3 separate regions of the Mus musculus genome follow, and regions 1 and 3 are each linked to region 2. The links are chromatin loops, found by intact Hi-C in ENCODE. Cell type or tissue: left cerebral cortex. All regions are shown on one strand.

The links. Hi-C counts contacts between places; a loop is a spot of excess contacts. Peaks named below come from ENCODE experiments on the same cell type or tissue, not always from the same donor. Only the 100,000 strongest peaks of a DNase experiment are listed, where the experiment ranks them.
Region 1: it touches region 2 in a loop (2.3-fold over the local background); 4 of 42 quality-filtered maps call a loop at or near these places.
Region 3: a loop joins it to region 2, with 2.5 times the contacts of the local background. A loop is called at or near these places in 11 of 42 quality-filtered maps.

The regions. Positions count from the first base shown.
Region 1 is chr7:89,825,856-89,833,855 of GRCm38, reverse strand. Me3 (malic enzyme 3, NADP(+)-dependent, mitochondrial) reads right to left here. Exons shown (of 14, transcript NM_181407.4): 7 at 50-159. Among named protein-coding and RNA genes, the nearest start is that of Ccdc81, 74 kb to the left of the region's middle. In left cerebral cortex, a CTCF peak has its summit at 4,444 (motif pointing right); a DNase peak (open chromatin) is centred at 4,448.
Region 2 is chr7:89,626,079-89,634,078 of GRCm38, reverse strand. Me3 (malic enzyme 3, NADP(+)-dependent, mitochondrial) reads right to left here and starts at 1,261. Exons shown (of 14, transcript NM_181407.4): 1 at 986-1,261. The coding sequence starts at 1,168. In left cerebral cortex, no CTCF peak of the experiment used is centred here; DNase peaks (open chromatin) are centred at 1,465, 1,607, 3,932, 4,865 and 1 more place; H3K4me3 peaks cover 1,958 bases; H3K27ac peaks cover 4,055 bases.
Region 3 is chr7:89,514,635-89,522,634 of GRCm38, reverse strand. Prss23 (protease, serine 23) reads left to right here and starts at 5,049. Exons shown (of 2, transcript NM_029614.4): 1 at 5,049-5,188. In left cerebral cortex, CTCF peaks have their summits at 4,377 (motif pointing left) and 5,896; a DNase peak (open chromatin) is centred at 4,482; H3K4me3 peaks cover 1,912 bases; H3K27ac peaks cover 1,214 bases.

The DNA.
Region 1 (8,000 bases), 200 kb before region 2:
CTTGTGAAAAAGCATTATTATCCAGTGACTTCGTTAGGTGAAAACGTACCTTGGATGTCATCATTGAACATACAGTACTTGTTGCGGTATTTGTTGAGTAGACGGAAGGCATTGGCATTGGCAAAGTCTTCGAACTGGATGAGGCAATTTATTCCGAACCTGTAGAGCAGGGAAAGACAGAGGAAAGAATGTACGATTATTACCTCCTGGAGAGGATCCTGCCTGAACTGGATACAGGGCAAGCTCAGGACAAGAGGTAAGGACAGTCTGTGTACTTCCTCTTATTTTTGTCATCTGGCTGGATCAGCAAGTCCTAGAAGTAGACCTTTGTCTATTCCCTTAGGCATGTAAATGAGAGAGTGTAGGGACCAAGGGCTTCATAACCAACCAAGTCAACCTCAGTGTATCTAATGTGAACTATGGGCTACCCACAAGGCACCATTCTGATGGTAGTAGTAACAGCAAGGCTGAGATGGGACTGACCTTCTCTGCAACCTGTGACCGTCCAAGATCCAAGCAGAAAGCTCGCTCCCAACCCAACAGTGAGCAGAATCACTCTGGATCTGGGAGCTTCTGAAGCCCACTGTTACCATCTCCAGACATTGAGGCTTAGAGTCATTTCACTCCATGCATTCACGTGTTATTCTCTAAGAAGACATAAACAAGGCTGAGGAAGGTTATCCCATGAAGCCACTGGTATCTTGGTAAAGATGTTCCCTACACTCCACGAATCGAAGAACAGTTAGTCAACTCATTGAAAATGTGGATCTCCATATCCATCTCACAGATGACTTTACTCAGGACTGTGGGATGAGGCTCAGGAACCTGCATTTTCAGCAAGCTCCTCAGATGGTTGTGATTCTAAAAGCTAGACAACTAAGAAACACAGTCTTGGGAGATGAAGGCCACGTCCAGTAAGCTGCTTGACATGACTTATTGGAAGTCTATGCCTATTAGATTTCATGGCCTTGAAAAAATAATATTGGGTTTATTAGTGTTTCATTTTTCTGTTTAATAGTTGTTCCTTCTTGGCAGCCAAGAGAGAAGTTGCTAGCTCATTTGTAGGAAGACCTCTCAGCCTAAGAGCTTCACATAGAGGTCTAAGTTCTCGCTGTCCTTTGATTCTAGTGTTTGGTAGCTGTATCTCCCAGGCCTTCTTTGAGCAGTCATCGTATAAATAATTTAATTCATTAGTATATAAATAAACATGTATTAAGATCCCATTACTCTGCTCCCTATCCTGTCTTAGTTAAAATTTAGCTGTCCCCTGGGGCCACTACTTTTCCAACAGTCTTGCAAGGCTGTATGCTCTCTCACACTTGGGATTCTGTTATAACATGGTATTAGTATCCCAGGAATTAATTTGTGATTTCAGGAACACGTCATATTCATTTAGAAATAAGTAGTTCTGATTGATACACACTAGACCAGGAGTCCTGGGTGTATGATAGGGAGAAATGGCCTGCTCTTGCCACAGTGGTGTTGACCGCAAACATGAGGCCTACTTGGGACAAGCTGTGGAGAGATTTATTCCTTTCTTTCTAGAAGGGGCGTGTGGGACCTATTTGATGGTGATGTTCTGATGAGGTCACTGGCTATGAGGGAGTGAAAAGCTCTGACATGACCCAGAAAACACTGCTTTGACCTCCTTTTTTGATCATGGCTTCTTCTTCTGTTGGATATAAATGCCAGCGGCTGGGTAAGCTTGCGTACCTGCCTCATATTTTCTGGAGTCTTAGTCAGAGCTGATGGTGGGAGCACTAGACGGCTTCAGGACAGGAAGAGGGAGCAGAGTAACAGGATGGAGGAGAAGTTTTAAATCACAGATCTAGCTCCAGAGGACTCCAGAAAGGGGGAGAAGAGTGAGGTGTAAGGAACTGGGTTGGATGCTGAGAAGCACATAGCACTGGCCTTGGGCTTCACTGTGACCCTCAGGCGACTTAATGATTTCTCCATGTGTAGCTCAATGGGATGGCAGTAGGGAGGGCTATGACATGTTTCTCTTTGGGTTCCCTTGTACCATTAGTATGATTATCAACATTCCATATTGCTATCTCTGTGTATAATTAAATACAGATTGCCATATTTTTCTAGTTTTTAGAAAGCAGTTCCATAATTTCTTTTAATAATGTAGTCCATGTGCAGTGGTTTGAATAAAAATGGCTCCCACAGGTCCATAGGGAGCAACACTATGAGGAGGTGTGGCCTTATAGGAGTAGGTGTGGCCTTTTTGGAGGAAGTGTGTCATCATCAAGGTGGTGGGCTTTAAGGTCTTATATGCTCATGCACTGTTCAGTGTGGAAGCACTCTCTTTCTGCTGCCTGCGGATCAAGATGTAAACTCTCAGCCCATCTCCAGCACCATGTTTGTTTGTATGCTGCTGTTTCCTGCTATGATAATGGTCTAAACCTCTGAAATTATAAGCCAGCCCCAATTAAATAGTTTCCCTTATATTGTTATGGTCGTGGCGTCTCTTCACAGCAATAGAAACCTTAACTAAGACGCCATGGTATACTATTCTGTTGACAAGCAGTACTATGCACCATGCAACACTCTGTAAGAATATGTTAGTCCTTCATATCTGTAGATTCTGCATTCATGGGTTCAGCAATCCTACACTGGAAATGTTAAAAAACGATTCTTGTCATTAGTTATTAAACAGTGTAAAGTAACAGTTACTGGTGTAGTATTTACAATGTATAAGGTATCATTAGTAATATACACATGATGATTATATAGAACAGTGTATATGTAGATTATATTACATAGGGGATTTGACCATGCACAGTTTTGACATCTATAGGAGTTTCAGAACAAATCTCCCATGGATACAGAAAAACAATTACAGTATGAATAGAAATAATAAATAAAACCACCCACTCATAAACATAATGACACGCCTGTCAAGCCAAAATGTACTGTGAATTTTTTTTTGTTCAGGTCATGAATTGCAAGTATTTGGACTGGGAGTAGGGAACAGAATGTCTTGACATTTTACTATACATAAGACTTTCACTGTTGTTTCACAACTAGCCTGGGGCTAAAAAAATCTGAAGACTTTAGACAACACAACCAGTTATGTGTGTGGATCTTTCCACCACATACTAACATGTACTCATGCACACCCCGTCCTTGAAGCAGTGCTGCCCATTTGGTAAGGTAAAAAGAAGGCAAAAATTATAACTATCTCTATTCAGTGTATTACTGTTCCACATTTCATTACGTTTCATTTAATTGTACATAAGAAGTCTCCCTTGGTTTCACAGAATATAGAACAGAACTCCAACAGTTCAGGCCAATTTAATTCTGACTCAGAATTGAAAAAACAAACAAACAAAATTGAGCCACATGAACCCAAGAGTCTCACAGTGCCAAGCATGTCAGAACCTTCACAAGCCTGATCTTCGTGGGGTGTGTATCCCCAAGGATGCTCCCTGGTCCAGGAATAGCCCCTGTTATGGGGTTTATACACTGACCCCTTCCAGTCTTTGACTAAAGCTCACTTCCACTCCTGTTCTCCCTCTCTTCTACTCTTGTTTGTATCTGCCATTTCTCTTCACTGTGACCTGGGAGCCTGGAGCTGTGTTATCCTATCCCTCTCCCCACCAGCCTCTTCTCTATGGCTTCTGTGATGAGCCAATACTCTCATTCAGTAATTTTTAGAAGAGTAGATACTTGAAACAATTGTTGTGAATTTACCTCCTAACTTGTTAAACAAGTCACAACTTGATTAAGAACAAAGCCAAAAATTCAAAATGAAAATCTAAACGGGTCAAGTGAAAACACACAGCTCTCAATTCAACCATGTATGGTGAAAAACAGGCTTTTATGGAAACATGTTTTATAGAAACAAATGTTAACTATCTATTAAATGCTTATAACATACCAAGAACAAGGGAGAAAAATAGTTGGCCTTTGTGAGTTACCGGCAGCCCGGCAGCACACCAAGCTTTGAATCACACCCTCTGTCTTCATACTACTTTACCATGCACACACTGCTTCCAGAGAGGGAATCCTGAGTGGTTCTAACCTGGCAGGCCTTCGGTTTTATGTTAAAAGTAACCTAGATATAGAGAAGAAGAAACACAGTAGGTAGTGGGGCTTGACCTCTTTCTCAGCTGGGATGATCCACGGATGCAGAAAACACAAAACAGGGAGCCAGAAAAGCTGTTCTCTTCCATTGTCTCTGAAAACCCCGGAGTCTTGCCTGAGTTTCCTTTCTGTTTCTCTGGCTCCATAGTTCCCTATCTGAGACCATCAGAAGGGTTACTTAATGCTCGAGGTTGGACTTGACAAATGTACATCCCTCAGAGATTCTGTTAAGACTAAGATGTTGTGGGGGAGGCAGGAAAGGGCGCCCTTCCTAGGTCCTTGTAAGAGTTGCGCATGCCAAGGCAATCTGGAGCATCAGCCCTTGGGTCCTTTCTGTACGTACACAGGCAGACCAGCAGGTGGCTATATATAATTCAGGAGCAGTCCAAGGATGCCCCACTCTCCTCCCCTCTGGGCTCTTACATTTAAGTCAGTCTTAGCTCAGCCTGTGTCTTTAGTCTTGCCTTGCCGGAAAACACCCTGAACCCGAGAGGTTCCTGCTTACCTGCCCCCATCTGCACCTTTGACCCTTTACCCTGTAGCCCTGGCAACAGCAGAGGACGATCGGATGCTCCTCTCACGCAGAAGTCCTGCCACGGAGAAAGAGGCTCTCCCAAGCCTCCTGTACTTCTCTACTTTTTCTACTTGGCGGTGCAGCTGGGAAGCAGCCTTGAACCGTCATGGAAGCCTCTCCATTTCCAAGGCTAGGGCTCACTTATAGGCACAAGATGATGTGTGGATGTCTGATTTTTCTAACAGGCTGTAAAATGGTGACTTGTGTGACAGGTTAAGGAGACTCAGGCCAAGGACAACAGAGCTGGGCACCTACCACTTGGGGCCAAGCCTCTTTGGGATGAGGGGATCTGAGGGGTTTTCCTGCACAGAGGTGCAGAGAGGAGTGCTGGTGAGAGCAGAGCATTCCAGAGGCCACAGTCGATTTTTGCTCCAGAGACCAGGGCCTGCCGTTTTCTCAACATCTGGTCTGACCCTTTCAGGCCTGAAGACATATGACGGAGCTGGAAGGAACAGGTGAGCCTGCTAGGCCTGCATGTGAATCCAGTGACTGAATTCAAGACAGGATCCTATTCTCAAGTGAGCCTGCTCCGTTTTCCCTGTGAAAACCACATGCAGATCTCTCTTGGCCTAGTGCCCACTGAAATTACCAGTCATCACCCCATGGAAAATTATTTCTTTTTTTTTTTCACCCAGAAACTAGAACTGGCAGAATCATGAAACTCCAGGTCTTTAAAAATTTATTTTACACATTCCATTAAACTCTATGCCCTTGAAATGCTCTCAGATAAATTTCCTTAGTAAAATAAGTTTGGATAACTCTTTATATTACACATACCAGACGTAGTGTGTATTAAAGGCTTTGAAAAGCTATGCTTCAAGAAAAAGGTTTAACCCAGCAGTCTCTAAATGTATTGACCAGAGACTTCACCTTGATGCACCCCCCCCCCCTTAGCTGGAGCAGAGTGCTCTTTGAGAGACTTTGAGATTCCTGCACAAAGGAGTTTGTGCAGTTGGGGCTGGGATTCAGGGCAAAGCCCTCTCTCTGTGGAACTACTGCATTCCGTTGCTGGCCAGGATCATACAATGACTGTTCTCACCGTAAGTTGGCTCCCCTCTACCCCAATTCTCCACATCTTTCTGAACACAGCCCCATATAGGGCCCTCAGTTCCAGGTACCAACAATAACTAAAGTACAAGAGTTCATGGATTTTGAGGTATGGAAGGAGCCAGAGGGGGAAGGGAGGAGAGGAAGTGATTTGGGCGTGCTCATCAAGTTCTCAAAAATAAAATAAAAAACATTTCCTCATGCTGGGTAGTGGCGGTTCATGCCTTTAGTCTTAGCACTTAGGAGGCAGGTGGATCTCTGAATTTAAGACAAGACCTGGTCTATAAAGTGAGTTCCAGGATGGCCAGGGCTACACGGAGAAACCCCAACTTGAGAACCAAACCAAACCAAACCAAACCAAACCAAACCAAACCAAACCAAACCAAACCAAACCAAACCAAACGAGGTTTCCCTCTAAAGAGGTTTCCTCTGCCTTTGGGAGCCAGGTTCACGTCACAGGAGTGCTCAGTTGTCCCTAGCCTAAGTGCTCAGAAGCCATCATATCTCTAGACACTGCGCATATGCTGTTGCTTCCAATCCACTGTGGACCTTTATATGTGGCTTTGCTTCAGCTGATGGTTCTCTCTGTATAGGTTTCTTTGTGACTAGGACAACTCCTATTCGAACTGCAGGGCCTGTCTCCAACACCATCTGCATTCAGGAGTCTTTCCTAGCCTATCTTTCAGGATACTGTGAAATCTGTAGGGACCTGTATAGGCTCAAGACAACTCAAGACCAAGTTCTCAGCATAAAGGAGATTTATTTGCCTCAGAGGGACAAAGGGCACAGAATAAGAGACAATGACCCTGATAGAGTATGAGGGAGAAGGGGAAAGAAGCAAGGGAGGGTGCAGTGAGGTATTTATTGGGGTAGGTGACAAAGAACTGTCTCCAAATAGAGAGAGACAGACCTAACCCATAGGCGAATGACAGCTTATAAAGGTAAAGGGGGAAACCTCATGTTAGGATGAAGCATTTCATTTTAATTGGCCATGCTAATTAGATGAGCCAAAAGGGTTTTTGGTCTTTGAAATGGAACACAGGGCCCCTAATGAAGGATCTAGAGAAAGTACCCAAGGAGCTAAAGGTGTCTGCAACCCTATAGGAGGAACAATGATATGAACTAACCAGTACCCCCCCCCCCCCCCCACCAGCTGTGTCTCTAGTTGCATATGTAGCAGAGGATGGCCTAGTCAGCCATCAATGGGATGAGAGTCCCTTGGTATTGAGAAGATCATATGCCCCAGTACAGGGGAATGCCAGGGCCAGGAAGCAGGTTGAGGAGCAGGGTGGGGGCGGGTATAGGGGACTTTGGGGATAGCATTTGAAATGTAAATGAAGAAAATATCTAATAAAAACATGACAAAAAAAAAAGAAAAGAAATTTAGCCTCAAAGTGGGTATGGATGGGGCCCATCAGAAGATGCAAGACTAAAGGATGGGAAGTGTACACAGGAGATAAGTGGGGTAGATTGAATGAAAACTAAGGGATAAGGGCTGAAATGAAGGAGAGGATGGGGGAGACCCTAAGGAACTGGGAGAAGGTAGGAGCTAGCCCAGCTGAAGTGGGAAGTTGTGGTCAGATATCACAGAGCAGACACTAGCTGTCTCACTACAATTCAGCCACAGACATATATGAGTATGACTGTTCTAGAGGTGATGGGTCAGAGGTTGAAGAGCCATTCAGAAGAATGCCAGGGAAACGAATTCATAGGTAAGGAAGCAGGATGCCATAGATTAGATACAGTGGGCCCACTGAGCCTAAAATTCCTCCAAGGCAAAGTGAAATGAAGCCCAATGAACATCTTTGAGCATACGAAGGACTATTTTGTGGGCTGGGAGTTGAGCTGAACTTATTTTGTGCATATCCAATGGACAAACGAAAGAGAGACCCAGATTCTAGCGTTAGGTAAGAGAGAGATTTCAAACCAGGGGCAGACTGAGAGTGTTCAGACCACTGGAAATGATTTTGTGGTCACCATGGCTTCACTTGGTGAGAAACTAGTGGACAGAATTCCAGCCTGGAGTATGATGGAGGACCTCAGAGGCCTTCCATTTCCCAAATCCCAGACTGGGAAAGTCCCTTGTGTGCCTGCCTGGAAGCCAGACTAGTGGGCTCCTTGTACCGACATTGTGACATCACTGGGGGGATGTTATTAGACGCGTTCTCACGACCGGCCAGGAAGAACACCACAGACCAGAATCTTCTGCGGCAAAGCTTTATTTCTTACATCTTCAGGAGCCAGGGTGCAGGAAGCAAGAGAGCAAGAAGCAAGAGAGCAAGAAGCA
Region 2 (8,000 bases):
ATTTTCCATAGAAGTTGTGTCATTGGAATTTCACCATCCTGAATCAGAGAAACTACTAACATTTTTTGAGAACTTCCTGCATGAGGACTATTCTCACATTTTATTTGCAGTAATAGCTTAGCAAGCATTTATGAGAGCTTAAATATTAATTCAAATCCAGTGGTTTTGAAACTTTTTACAATAATCAAATGAGGTCATACTATTAGGCTGAAAAACGTTGAGCCTGCTAGTTAAACACGAGGAATTGTGGGGAGTGGGGGACTGGCTTGAGTCTTGGCTTCCAGTTTCTGTTCCTCACAATCCTCTGAACCAAAGATACAAACTTGATTGCTACAAGAAGGAGGTGTGCTCCTAGGTTAATATGCAGGTATCTGCAGTGGGCTGAACACGGCCAAAGCATTAGAGATCTGCATTTGGTCACCTTGGCTAAGACCCCTTTGTTCTGCATTCTGTTACAGGACTGGTTTAAATTAAAATCTTTAATTCTTCTTCCAGTACTAAAAGTTCTATAATTCTAGACTTTTCTGTCTTCCGGACTCATGTTTTCCCAGATATTCACCATATCATTAGCTAACACTTATTATCTCATTGGTGCCCGAGTCTGTGCTAAGAACTCTGCCTCCGTTTTCCTGTTTTTCCTTTTAAACCTTGCAACATTCCTAAGAAATCTCTAACAGATACTTTAATTCACGGAGGTCAAATGAATTGTCCTCAAGATCTGCTGGAAATCTGACTCTAGCTCAGAGGGACCATCGGGAATACTCACTGGGTCTGTATTGTTTTTGCTGAGGAAATTAAGGTCAGTAAAACTGATCACATCTCTCCATGTCAAGAGGGGGACGAAAAGGCCAAAGCAAACAGAGCAATATCCAGGAGGCAAAACCAGAGGGCTCTGGAAGGACGCCATAGGTTTCGTCCCAAGCCCAGGGGGCGGGGCGTCTTTCCCTGCTAACCACGGGATCCAACGTCCTACCCGGACCATTACCTTGTTGAGATGGGGGTTCCTGGTGACATCGTATCCGCGCTTCTTCAGGGGTACGGGTCGAGGCGGGCCAGACTTGGAGTGGCAGCCCTGGGCGGGCGCGGAAGGTGCCTGGCGCCGAAGACTGCTGCAGGCTATGCGAGGCACGGAGGTCAGCCGCGCGCCAGTGCCCAGCGCGGCGCCCATAGCCCTGGCACAGACCTGGAACCAGGGCGAGACCAAGGTCAGGGGTGCCCTCTAGGCAAGCCAGGTCCTGCGCGCCAGCAGGGCGCCGGACCTGAGCTCTCGGAGAGGCTGGGGGTTCCTGATGGAAGGCGCTAGCCTCCTCCCCTTGTCCGAGGCCACCTGCTCCTCGCTTGGTTGCGATGCTCACCCCTCAGCCAGCAAAGCGAAAGCAAGCCCAGAAAGCAGATCCCGTGCGGATGACAGCCCGTGCCTCCCTGCCCCCATATGGGAGAATACTCTCCAAGGAGTCCCCGCACCCTCAGTACCTGTGGTTAACCTTGGTTTCTCCTTCTTCCGCTTACCTGCCTAACTGGAGAAGCTGAAGTCTATGCAGTCCCACTGCGAGCAGGTGGGGCAAGGCGCTACTGTCCCCTGTCACTCTCTGGCCAAAGGCAGCACCTCACAGGCAGTGCTAGCTCACGGGACTGATGCATTCAGTAAAACAGTCTCCAAACCTTTCCTTGCGGGACCAGATTTTCCTTGAGGATATGCGCGGGGGCTCTTCATAACAAGACAGGATGAAGCTCATTTTCCTCCCACATGAGGGTTTTTGTGCTTTTGTACCCTGGCACTCTCTATCCAGAGGTCTGAATGGCACTTAGGGGAGAACACTTGAGGGTCAGCATGCCCCCACCTCTTGAGCAAGACCTGGGCAAGAATGCTGTCAGTATAGTAACCATTAGCCACATGTAGCTGTAATACTCTAAATAAAATACAATTTTAAATCCATTTTACAGTAAATAAAATTTCTAAATAAAATACAATTTTAAATCCCAGTCACAGTAAGTGCCTTCTTTTAAACCAGTTGAGACCATGTTTGAATGTATATAGGTACAGAACACTTCCTGCTTTGTAGAACGTTCTCTTCTGTTGATCTGCGTTCCCCACTTCCTAAGTAAGTTTCTAGGAACCCCATGGAACCAGCCATAGACCATAGATGTTAGGTCACTCACACCTTGATGTCCACTTCTCCCTGAATTTAAGTGTGTACTTCCTCCACTTAGTGTTCAAGAGATTCCTTCTAAAGGAAATACATCGCTCTGTGTATGGGATAACTCCTAAGTTGTCAGGAGGCCTTGGTTAAGCCCAGCCTGGCTCCTGCCAGCTTCTCATCTCATCCCACTTCACCTTGTGCTGTCCTTGAGGTCTCCTCTGACTTGCTTCTCCCCATTTCCCTGTCTTACTCACCTCCATCTCAGGGCTTTTGCCTCTGCTAACACTTTTACTGGGAACATCATATTCCAATCTTCTAAACAACTGCCACATCTCGTCTCTGAGGTTGCCCCTAATATGTCAACTTGGAAGCCATTATTCTAGTCATTCCCTTCAGTGCTGACCATCCCCAGGGGATGCATAAGAAAAGGGTTTTCCCCTAGGTATAAATGAACAAGTCATCTACTAGTTCATTGCTATTGTGGTATATTGCCTGCCTCCCCCTTATGATACTGGCTTCACTGGGCTAGGGCCTTTGCCTGCAGATCCCTTTGTTATCAGGTCCTGAAATGTCTTTGTGCAATAATAAATAAATAAATAAAAATAAAAAAGTAGCTGTTTGGTGAGGGAAGGTGAGTAGCTTCTCTGATCATCAGGGCTATGAGCTCTCAGAATGGCCACCAGACAGGTGGTGTGGTTCTTTCTCTCAGACTCCATCCCGTTCTCATGGCCCAACTGCAAGGCAGGGATGCTCCTGCTGTCAAGGTCCTCCTGCCTGGCCTCAGGAGTCCATCTCCTCAAGACTGGTGGGAATGAGTGCCTTCCTGAAGCCTCTCTCTTCAGTTATCAGCTGAAATGATCTTTATTTCAACTGTACTGGGTGAAGGCATGTCAGTTTTCTTCAATGGAGTGATATTTGGTATATGGGTCACACTCTAGGGCAGGCCCCACGCCCAGGAGTAGTTGGTCAGCTGGCCAACGCAGACTGAATTCCATGGGGTTTGTTTGTTTTGAGACAGATGGCAAAACACGAAGTCACATGGGTAGGAAGAAGGAGGGGATCTGGGAACAAGTGGGAGAGAGAGATGAATGTGATATGTATGAAACACCCAAGGAATAAATAAAAACCTTGTTTAAAAGATTAAACAACCATTTACAAGTCTTTGCACCTTCAGTATCTGGGTCAATGCCTGGTTAGCACAGAGAACACACCCAGCTTGTTGAATTGCTTTGGGAATCTGTCAAGCAAGGCCTCTCTCTCCCTTCCATATGTTCAAATACCATCTTCTCTATGACATCTTTCAGAGTCAGTGGCTCATCTTCCTCCTTCATGATCCCCCAAATGCCCCCAAGTGTATCTAGTATATCATTAAACCAGTCTCTCTTGCAAGGACTTTATTTATATGCCCGTCTTCTTGGAACTTCTGAAAGACTCAAGAAGACAGACAGCTTTGGCTTCCAATGGACTGGATTCTACTAGTGCATGTGACCTTGAGCATTTTAAGTGACCTTTACAATCTCACCATCATTGTGATAAAACTAAGATAGCATTTCTAGCATTTTTTTTTTTGGTGGATCTATTTGCTTACTTAAAGCATGATGCCCAACATACTTAAGTGTTCCACTTGAGACTTAGGAATTGTAAGGCAGTTCCATGGAAACTGTATCTCTAATTTCTCTCATTTCTCAGGCTGTGTAGATATAGGATTCACTTTCCTCATGTTGGCTCGCAGCAGTAAGTTGTTTGCCAAATGCATAACCATGAGAATAAACAACTGGTGTTCAGCAGTGCACTGGCTCTGAGAATAAAACAACTGGTGTTCAGCAGTGCACTGGCTCTGAGAATAAACAACTGGTGCTCAGCAGTGCACTGGCTCTTAAGCGTTGATGTGTAGGAGGCTGGGTATAGAGAACATATTTTCAACTGATAATATTTCTAACTCAAAATGGACTTACAGGTCGTAAGCCAATTGTAAGTCAGAGTACCTGTCATCACTCATTTAATCTTATAATAGTCTTATGATTATTCCTCTACGGAGCTGTCTTTCTGAACTCTGGCTTATGGCTGGAACTTGCATCTTACAATTTCGTTCTTTGACAGTGGGGTTCCTAATCATTTCTGTCAGTGGGGGCAATGGAGGGGGACTGAAGGCTGGAAAGGACAGACTTCCTTTATCCTGGTTTTTACTAGTCCCTTTCAGCTCCAAGCCCAGCTACAGCCAATTAACAAGCATCAGCCCCTGGCCCCAGCATGCAGCCTCCTTCCTTACCACATGTAATCTCACCAAGCTCTTGCACACTCTTCTTTCTCAAGTCCAGCCTTTGGTGGTTCCAGCAGCTCCTTTCAGGCTCCACCTTAAGCTTCTTTCTGTGGTTTCTAGAAGCTGCCCCAGCCCTCCCCCCAACCTTCTCATTCAACCCCCTACCACCCACATAATCCCGTTCCTTACATCAAATTTTTAGTGTTGAGATATAGTTTGTTCTGCTTACCCAACTTAGTTTAACCTGATGGAAATTGATGCTACCCTCAAATTTCAAACCAGGAAACAAACCAGAGAAGTTACTTTGCCTGAGTGGGCTGGGATTTAAACCTGGATCCCAGATCCGGAGTGCTTTGAGGACAGGAAAGACTTAGATCTGTGAAGTCTGATACAAGTCACCTCATCATCACTTTATCATCCTATATCCTACACAAACCCTCACACATGGTTGTATAACAACTGGTAACAGGGGAAGCTCAGAGCCTCTGGTTCCTTCCCTCTCAATTCCTTTGCATGAAGCGTTTCCAGGGAAACTGATTCTCCCGCTCATCTGTCTCCCACGTATCTGCCATCCCTCCCTGTTCACCATAACTTAGTTTCTTGACTTCAGTTTTTCTATTTATTCAATGAGAAGAAACAGCTGTTGGATGGTCTGAAAAGTAATAAAAAAATTAAGCATTTTTGTAGCAGAAAAATATGTTCTTAATTATGCTGCATTATGCTCTTATTTTACTTCACTGTCATAACCACAATAACCACCTTTAACAAGAAAAGAACATACTTTTAACTATTCACTTTTTTTTAAAAATAGAGAGACATCTAGAACAGTTATCCTGTATTGTTATTGCAAGAACACTTTGGAATTTTTGTTTATAAATCCCACCTTCCTCAGTAGTTGTTATCACAAGTACAATGACTCCCAGCTAGGAGAACAAGATGCAAGGCCTTTCTCACCAGAATCTCAGCTCCATCCTCATTTAGGTCTGCAGTTAGATCTCAGCAGGCCTGCTTAGAGTCCAAGCCCTGCCTGTGGGACAGCCTTTCTTTCCATGGCTCGTTTGAGCTCAAATATTTCATAGGACATTTCATACATGGCTCTACTTCCACTCTGCAATATGAGTTCCGAAAAGACATGGTGTCTTTGGTCTGAGTGATGGGTGAAAAAAAAAAAAAACCCAACAAAACAAAACAAAACAAAACAAAACAAAAAACAAAACAGTAACCAAGGCTTTTGGTGTGTGTGGATTTCCCAGAGGTTGTTTAAGGGGGCGAGGGTGGCAATCTATTTTCTGCACCTCTTGAAATACTCTATTCAAGTACTCCCTCCTCTGACAGCCATTGCCATTTCTCCATTATGTTCAGGGCCTTCCACCTCCTCTCCCCTCACACAAAAGTTAGACAAAAAGGCAACTGTTGGGGCAAGGCAGGCTTCTGAAACAGAAACCCACAGCAGCAGCTGCTGAGCCACACAGCTGATAAGGGGAACAAATCCATGCCCCTGTTTGTTTGGAGGTCACAACACCGACCCAGTAGGGTGAGGGGACAGCTCTTTGTCCAACGATGTGATTTGCCCATCTGGCCCATTCAGCATCCCCAGGACCAGCTGACCCTGGCCACTGGCTGCTTCCCTGGCTCCTTCACCATCTCAGAACTTGTTAAGTTGTAATGAGCATATCTCCTGTTTCCTAGTTGACTTTGCAATAGTCCCCCATACACTTCCACAAAGGAGGGGCAAAGAAGAGGTTTCTCCTGCTGACAGTCTTTTCTTAGTGGGACAAAACTCATTTCAATCTGGAATTTCCACTGGAGAGGTTTTGGGTTATTTCTGTCTAAAGTGTTTTTAAAAGCATGTTTTCTCTCTATGTAATTGGTGAGATTAAGACAGGTTATTGTTTCTAGAGAACCTGGGCTCTCTTAGGCTTTTTTTTTTTTTTTTTTAACTCCTCAGTTTTTGTGTTTCTTCCTTACAAGGTTTAGCCACTAGACTCTCCTCTCAGCTGGTAGTCAGCTTCAAATCACTTTGCCTGATCCACCAAGCCTTCCCCCAAAGAGATGTAATTTGTTCCCTTTGTGGATTCACAGCCTTTGAATTTAGCTTGTGCAGTGTGCTATTACACACAGAGCAGCATTCACAGGGCTGTGAGACCCAGTGTGGATTTTGACTAAGAAGACAGAGTTTCTCCCTTCAAGTCTACCAATTGCCAAATTACAGGCTTTTTATCAGGAGTATTTGGCACTTCTAAGAACAGGTGGATTTCATTTTCCTTAGCTTTGAGATTGGCCTCAAATCTGAAAGAGTGGCTTACAAAGGGGAGAGTGGAGGCAACCAGTTCCATAGAAATGCAGTGGACTAAAGAGGTACTGTTTAGCTCTGGGGCATCATAAGTAGCTGTAGATTTTATTTGTCTTTGTTTGTTGTTGTTGTTGTTGCTGTTGTTGTGGTTTTTTTTTTTTTAAACAGGCTCCACACAGCTATTTCAAAGCAGATTTTAAGATCTAAGCACAATGGGAACTCGATACAATGTTTTCGTTTGCACAATAAAAGAAAGCACGTCATCAAAAGTTGCCATTTTAGGTTACCATTTTAGATGTTTGCCCAATATAAATTCAGACTTCTTTGTATGGTGACTCCGAGCTTTCTCTTTGGAGTCAGGCATGTGGAGTTGAATCCTGATTCTGGCAGGATCACTGGTGTGTGATCCTGAGGAATTTGCTTAATCCTTCTAAAAGCCCATGTTGTCTATAAAATAAGCACGATCATAATAGTAATTAGCTCGTACACTGGCTGTGAGGATTAAATAACTGTGCATAGTAAACCTTGCTAAATGTTAAGTATTATTTCTACACTGCATCTGTATTCCTGCAAAACAATTCTGAGCATGTAATACTAAATAAACATTGGCTAAATTGGACTTAACTGTTTTTTTTTTTTTTTTTTTTTTTTTTAGCTCAAATTTCCAAAGCTTAGTTGAGATATTTGTGTATTTCTAGACCAGGTAATGCTCCTGGTAGAGGCTGAATACTCAGAGAGTTTTGTTGTTTTAAGTGATGACAAAACATGAATATACTGTTAGATGTTGTGTTATCTTCTAGTAAAGTGGGAGCTACATCACCTCATGGGCCCCTATTATCTCATGGGGCAAGTAAGTTTTTTCTCCCACACAGCCTTTCCTATTCTAGATCCACCTCCATTGCAGCAACTTCAAATACAAGTACCTCAGCTACCTCTAACTTTGTGTGTATCCAGGAGTTCATCTGGCAGAGAAGAAAGTTTATAGTCTACTTAGCAGGTTCAAGTGGTATGATTTGAGCCACACTTCTGGTTGCTTTGGTGGTTTCCTGATGCAAGATTTGGGTGTGTGTGTGTGTGTGTGTGTGTGTGTGTGTGTACCATTAATTGCTTAAACTCTGCTTCTATTCGTCTTGAGTCACTGACCACCATGACTTCTGAGTTATGCTTTCTTAGCTGTTGTTACTTCAATCTGCTGTTTCTGAGTTTCTGTGGGTTTTCTCTTGCTGGGGCAGAGGAGAGTAGGATGGAGGCCTAGCATTCTTCTTACCGTGATTGGTGCAGAGTTACCAGCTCCAAGAAGAAAGCA
Region 3 (8,000 bases), 110 kb after region 2:
AATGAACGCTAGCTCACCAGCCGGCCTCTAGAACTCCACATTCTTCTATGGCTTAGGTTCCCACAGTAAACCCTGTGGAGGCCTAAACATTTTAAAAAGAAGTGCTGGGCTTCTCCGTCCCCCAAAATGTCACAGACTCAGACTCTAAGAAGGCATCACCAGGAGTTCTGACTGCAGGTGAGAAAGCAAGGACAGTGAGCAAGCAAGGTGTTTTACCGGAGGGCACACCTCTTTTATGGCTCAGAGAGGTTTCATCCCCCCACCCCCATCTGCTTCCTTATCTCTCATTCCAGCCTCCTTCTCATTCACTATGAAGAGCCGACAACGCCCACTCACTAAGCAAACTACTAGCTCCACATAACGCTTTGTGAGAGTCACCGAAATAGTAAGAAAGCACCTGGAAATGATTATTTCAATAATGTTTCAATCTTGCGTCAAAGCATAAACATCGTCGGTGTTTGTCGGTGGTGTGTGATATTTCAATATACACGTGTACTGTGGAGTGCTTTAGCCAGGAAACAGATCTCCTCTGAAGTAATCTAACTGATAGCTTCCAAACTGACTAGCTCAGCTCCTTATCGGAAGCACTAGAACAGGAGAGTCCCGGACGGACGCAGTGCGGACTCGCAGCTAAGGTATGAGACAGGCCAGCAGGAGCCTCAGCCGTGTGGTCTACTAGAGCAGAACTTGGGATCCTGACTGAAGACTCTAACCTCAGTGTCCTGACTGCAAAACGGAGGAAACAGTAATCCCTGAATTCTCAGTACAATTAGTGGGACCATTACGAGATAGACACCTCACGAAGTAAATTAATCTTACGGAGGGAATAGAATTTGTATTGTGAGGCTGCCTTGGGTATAGAAGTGAGCCAGCCATGTACGTTCTTGTATCACCACATGATGCCCAGTGACCTATTTTATTAGCACAGGCACGTCCATCGTAGATTTCTCAGCCACGAGACTCATGAGCCAAATAAGTTTCTGTTCTTTATAAAGTATCCAGTGCGTGGTGCTCTTTTTCAGCAGCATATGACAGACTAACATATCTCTCTTTTTCTCTTTTATCTTGAAGGTTACATGCAATAAAATATACCCCATGCCACCAAGCATAATGTGTTCATTAAAGGACGCACCCATAATCTTTACAGCCCAGCCCTAGCTCTGCTCCCTCAATCCTTGCAGATTCCTCAGTTATACAGTAGAAATGCTCTTCTCGTCATATGGCAGTGTGGTTCCACAGACTCAGTAAGATAATGTATATTAAAACCTTGCCCAGAATCTGGGGGTGTATGTATCCCAGTGGTAGAGCTTTAAGCCGGTGTGAGCAGGTGCTGTATCCGATCTCCAGCAATTCAAAGTGACAAAGGCAGTAAAATGAAACTCCCGGGCCTTTACCTTTTGAGTTCAATTCAAATCCCATTGCCTCGGGGAAGTCTTCAGACCTGGCATAATAAGAAGCAATGATTCTCTCCCATTTTCTAACTCATGTTTGTTCCTTGACCTAGACTATAATTCCCTTTACCTTGTGTCAGATTTTGTTTTATGACCATAGCTTTTAATGACCTGCACCAAAAGGGTCAGGGGCATTTGCGCAGCCCCAGAAATTTTCAACACAGTGGACAGACAGTAATCTCGCAGGCTTCACCCCGAGCGCACTTCTAACTCCTCAACTGCAGTGCACATAAAAAGGGTTGAGAAGGCAGTGAGGGGGCTGGGGTCCTTTCCCCCTGGGGGGAAGACAGACAAGTACAGAAAAAGAAAACAGCAGACATCTATGTGCGGCATGGGAACACCTGCTGTTTACACAGAACACATCTCTCAAAGGTCAAAGTACCCTACAGATCCATCATGTTGCTGTCCGTATGGCCGCCGTGCAGATGACCTAAGGGCCAAATTATTTTTCTATAACGAATCTAGGAAACATCTAAAGCCAGAGTCCTGTTTAAGCCCTGGACCCTCTGTACGTCTGTCTGTGCTGTTGTTTGTTTGTTAGCTGTTTGGGGAGAAGACGGTAACAACTGGAACTGGCCGAGAGAGGGAAGTGTTCTGAGGCCCGTCTGTGCCCCAGTTTTTCTTTATGATTGATGGAAGTAATATTTGTTCTTCCTGGCTCTACTTTGAAAACTACAACTGTTAAGAAAAATAAGCAATAACTGTCAAAAAAATGGACAGAGGTCTTGCTATATGAAAAGGCTTCAAAACACCGTCTCTTTGCACAGTGGAGTAGCCACAGCTCATGTTTATTACCTGTTCCCTGCACATAAAGAACTATTCTCAAGCACATTCTGCGTATTTATCTATTCAACCTTTAACGCAACCCCAGCAGCCCTGGTTGTATAGAAGGGGCTACTGAGGCAGGGAAAGGTTAGGACAAAAGCCACAATGCTAGTCAGGAGCAGATCCTGGCAGGGTACCACACAGAACTGTGGGATCTTATGACATAGAAACAGTAGCACTGGCACTGTACTATATAGTCTTGGACAAAATAGTTCTCAATGCTCAATGTGTTTATATGTAATGGTGAGAAGCCTACAAGGTCAAGATTGAGGATAGACATGATGTCAAAACAGAGGGACCAAGTCTTTCATGCCATTTTAGCCATTCCTGTAAAGTAACGGAGCCAATAGTTTAGTTAGCCCACATATCAAAGGAGCTCTGGTATTAACGCTGATAGGCAGCTAACAACACATCACATGGCCGTGTGGCCTCTAAAGCAAGCAGTTATTTACTTAACTAAGAGCAGATGAAGCTGGAGGGTTTATCTGGGTTTTTCTTTGGTAATAATTCTTGTGCCTTTGTCATTTCTGTGACCTCTTGAACTGCACTAGGTTTTAGTTGGTGTAGTCATAAAGAGTTCCAAGTCCATAAATATAGCTCGATTGGGAGCTATAAACCCTGGGAGACCCGTAATTTAATTTGTTTTACTTGTGTGATCTCAAAGAATCACTCTAAGCATGTTCTGGATCATTGAGATAACCATCAGTACTACTTTTCTATTGCTGTGATAATACCACATGGCCAAGGCAACTTAGAGAAGAGTTTATTCCAGCTTACAGTGTGAGAGGGTCAGAGTCCATGGAGGCAAGACATGGCAAGCAGGAGGCTGAGAGCTCAGACCTTAAATCCCAAGCACAAAACAGAGAAGGTGAACTGGGAATGGTGCCAGCCTCTGAAACCTCAAAGCCCACCCCCAGTGACACACTTCCTGAGTCGAGGCCACACCTCCCAAGCCTACCTAAACACCACCACCAACTGGGGACCAAGTATTTTAAATGCCAGAGACTATGGGAAACATCTCATTCAAATCACCAAGAGTTAATCTGGTTTTTATGTGCTAAGCTTTGGCCCTAGGAAATTACCACTTTCACAGTTATGTTAACAAGAAAGAGAGCTGGGAAGAACAAGAAGTGAGAGAACAGAGTGTTTTAGGGCCTTGCACAGACCACAGGAGTGGAAGCACTGTGGAGAACTGACTGAGAGAAACCCTAAATTTTACTGTTCCGGAAGAGAATCTTTGTATTCGATCAGTTTGAGTTTTATTCTTGAGTTGTTCAAACGTTTAAGTTTTCACCTAGCTTTATGTATACACTCACATTAATGGATTGTTTAAAAAGAAAATGTAAGCTAAGACAGGGGAGGTCTAAGAAGGTTTTGCCTTTAACGTGGTGGACAATACTAGTTTCCTTTATGTTTGAGAAACACTACTCAACAATGTGTTCAGGGCTTTCCTATTTAAAGGCAAGGCAAACACTAGCTCACTGGACATGTCACTAACATCCTGGTGTGGAATAGGATGTCAGGCCCTCCCTTTCTGAGGGCAAGCTTTGACAGGAAAAAAGGAAGGCTACTCTGGGATTGACAGGAGAAAAAAGAAGGAGGAGGAAGAGGAGGAGGAGGAGGAGGAGGAGGAGGAGGAAGAGGAGGAGGAGGAGGAGCAGGAGGAGGAGGAGAAGGAGGAGAAGGAGGGAGAGGAGGAGGAGGAGGAGGAGGGAGAGGAGGAGGAGGGAGAGGAGGAGGAGGAGGAGGAGGAGGAGGAGGAGGAGGAGGAGGAGGAGAGAAGAAAACGACCTCTGCAAAATTTTGTCCTACTGTTCAGGAGCTGTCTGACTGCTAGCAAGATTAGGCCTCTCCAGTCCTCCAGTCCTGAGGGGAAATCCACAGCTCCACCCTTTTCATCTCCATGACCTGCATGAAGGGTTGGTTCACAGAAATGGATGTGTGGATAGTCTTAAGAGACTACTAAGACTATATAGCATTAGATATTTAAATAGTGAGGTCACCAGGCTGACTCAGTCCCCCAGGTGTGGACTTCTCCAGTGATTTAGGGAAACAGGCACCATAAGCTAGGAGGTGGCTCCACCAGCTGGTGCCCTGGTGCCCCAGTAAAGACCAGGCCGGGGGCGTCACCAGTCAACCCCTGGGAAGCTGCCAAGTCCGCGATCCCTTGCTGTGCTCTGGGACCCAGTATGCTAGCAGCTGAACTGCAGGGCCTGCAACCTCGGTAGCCTGCCTCTGGATTACAAACTGAGGTACACTCTAGAAGCGCTAGAGGAGGAACTAAGGTGGAAAGGAGCTCGGTCGTCACTATTCAAGGCGCACAGAATGCGCACGGGTGAGGAGCTTACAAGTTTGAATTCTGCTTTGCAAACTTGCCTAGCGGCGCTCCACGCACCCGGGGTGCTGGAGGACTGGAAGGTTGGAAGGGACCGCCCACTCTGGAGCATTGCTTTAGCAGACTCTGGGCAATGTAGACCCCTAGAACTTGGTGTGAAGTTGTCTAGAGCGGGAGAGTGCAAGAGTCACTGGTAGGAGCCGTTCATCGGACACGGTGCAGGGGCATCGAGTACGGGGACCCGCTGGTGGTGACGCGCTGCGGAGACCCACCTGCGCGGGGCCCGAGGGTTCTGGACCTCTGAATAGCAGGGTGACGCTGGCTGGAGGCAGGCGGCTAGGGGAAGGGGAGGCGACGGCCGGCGGGCTGCGCGGCTCGCGGCTGGGGGCGGGGCGGGAGGGCCCGGGAGGCGAAGGGGAGGGGATGGGGGGCGGACCGGGTGCTGCAGGCTCTGCTGGACCTCAGGCTCGCACTCGGCCACTCTGCGGAGCAGGCATGGGAGCCGCGCGCGTCCTCCGGGCGCCCACACCTGTCTGAGCGGCGCACGGCCGCGGCCCCGGCGGGCTGCTCCACGCGGGTGAGTGCGATGCGGGGACCCGGCGTCTCCCGCTGGGTCCGAAGGACCAGGCGTGTGCCGGAGCCGGACAAAGAGTCGGGTGCGCGCGGGGTGGGGTGGCTGCGGGTAACACCGGGGAGTTTGCCGTGGCTTCCGCACAGACTCTGGGCTTAGGACAAGAGCCTGAAAGAGCCTCCCTCCCCGGACACCGGCTCTGTACAGCGTTTGGATTCACTCAGTGTCTCTCTTAAAGTGGATGGGGAAAAGAAGGTTTTGAAAGCGCTGTCTTGGATGCAAGGTGTTGTCTAGGGGTCAAGTGGAGCTGTGTATGGCAAGGTGTCCCTGGAGAGGTCAAGGTAGGCTCTCCCCCACGAACACACACTGTAACCTCTACCATTTTCTTTCTTTGAGTTTTGCGCCTACTGTATCTGACTTCATCGTGCTCTGAGCATTAATTTTTAACCTGGCACGTGACTATGAACACACCTTAACAAGCAAGAAAAAGTCAGCAAACACAAGTTGGGATCAGGCTCTGTGCTGGGTGCCGACTTTGCTCTGAGTGCTAAATCTAGAAAATTATGCCTGGGCTATCAACAGTTGTTGGAAGCAAATATTTCTTCAGCATGTAGCCATTTATCACAAATTGCTAACTGAAAGAAAAGATTTGCCCTCCCCTAGAACTTTTAAGAGAGGAAGATGTGTTTAGATGGAGCAATACCACCCCCTCCTGAAATGGAGCCGATTCTCCCTCCCACCTCCCTCAGAGCATCCCTTGAGAAAAGCCTCTGATTAAAATCCTGTTTGTTTTATTGTCCATTGGGTGACATCCACGAGAATTTAGAAACAGCCCGTAGCCTGTGGAAAGTTCCAGATGATTCAGGATCTCGGTTAGTATAGAAATTGCTACTCCCAGGTCTTGTAAGTGAACTTGAGAGGTCCTAGCGAATGCCTTAAGGACAGATAGGTCAATACAAAATAGCCTTATCAGGCTCTGTGAGAAGAGTTTGATTTATAGTTGAAGTTAGGTTTTTCCAAAATCCCTATTGCAAATTAGTATCAGGATATTGTTAGACATTGTTTCGGGGGGGGAAAGTGTTTAAAAGAACTATTACCTGTCTTTCTAGGAGTCTCCTAGGAGTGAGGTACAGTAGTGCATGCCTGTGAATCCTAACACTTCGAAGGCTGGGGAAGGCCAGTGAACTTGAGGCTAGCCTGTGTTATTCAGTGAACATTTTTAAAGAGTCTCTTAGAACTGGATTGGGGACGGGATAAAGAGACCGAGGATTCTTTTGAAGGCACTACATTCATTTTTTTTCTGAGTGTGCCATAAATATATGAATAAATCTTCACTTGTATTTTCCATTATTATAAACAGGCAGTAGGCAGCTTGTCATGCTTTCTCTGACCTTGGAAGGAAGCAGTCTTCCAAGGTAATTAATATGGATTTCATTTCTGTCTCACTGATGACTATTCAGGTAGACAGTGGATGTAGGTATATTTTTCTGCCTGTGGCCTAAGTGCCAAAGTTCCCATTAGTGTGTCTGAGAACATTGTTGGCCCAGGTCTGCTGTGCTAATAGTCTCAGGTTCTCCTGAGCATCCCTCCCATGGATGTTTTAGGAGTTAATGCACCGGGCATTATTCATGCATAATTCCAAATAACTCCAGGGATTTCGTTTCTCATGGTCTCACCATTGACAGCACTCTGTAATTGCTCTGCTGCTAGGCTGTCTTGGGATTACTAGGATGGCTCATTTTGCCTAAAACCTGATAGAGAAGTTAAGCTCTGTGTGACCATGAGATTGTACTTGATTTGCTGGGCTTCTTAAGTCCCCTCCCGTTTCCTTACAAGACCATCATTCTTAAGCCATACTGTGACTGGGTCTGTCTTGCCTTAAGGGGTTATGTGATTCTGGAAAATGAGAGCAAGCTTGGCTTCAGTGTATTCACAGAGCTTTGTTCATTTGTAGGCATTTGCTTGGGGAATTAGCAAAGCCTCATTGTTCAGTGTCCCTGGCTACAGATTTCATGGAGGACCCTTTGTCGCTCTTCCAACTGGTGTCTAGCATGAGCACCACCTTCATGTACTTTCTTACATTTTATTGTGGTCACAGGAAACCGTACTTTGTAGAATAGACAATAGATGTCTGAAAAACTAGATGTTCTCTTGTAGCAATTGCTGGCTTCTAGGAGTTAAATCATTCATTCAAACATTGTCCCCCATAAGGAGAACTGAGTTGTTAGCAGTTTTGAAGACTGTCCTCTAGAGAATCACAAAAGTTATTCTCAGTACTCCAGTCCCTAGTCCCTAGTCCTCAGTCCCTAGGAAGGTTATTGTCATTGGCACATCTGATAATGTGCAAATTCCCTCTACCATAAAACTATTATTGGGCTTATGAAGTATGTTTGTAAAGTGTAAATATTTTGATGCACTAGATAACTAGACAGTGGCTAATATTTGCAACCTGGGCAGGGAGTGTGTAGTCTTCTTGTGAGTCAGATAGTCAAAGCTGGAAAAGAAATGCAGTTTCTCTATTACTAAGTATGATGAGAAAAATCGCTGTTTACCTTGCTTCTCCATTTTGCTTTGCTACTGGGTGAAGTAATTCATAAAAAACATTTAGTTGGAAAGCTTAGAAGATAGTTTATGTGCATGAGGAACCTGTATCCTGCAAAGGTTCATTCCTAGAAATGGAATGTGACAGAACTAACATTTTTTTTTCATCCAGATTTAGCTATAAGAAAGATAAGGTTTGGCAATCTTCATTCCTTTCAAAAGGTGTTGGCTTTCCAAACAGCTCTACAAGAACAAGATGATCCACTTTTAAATACTA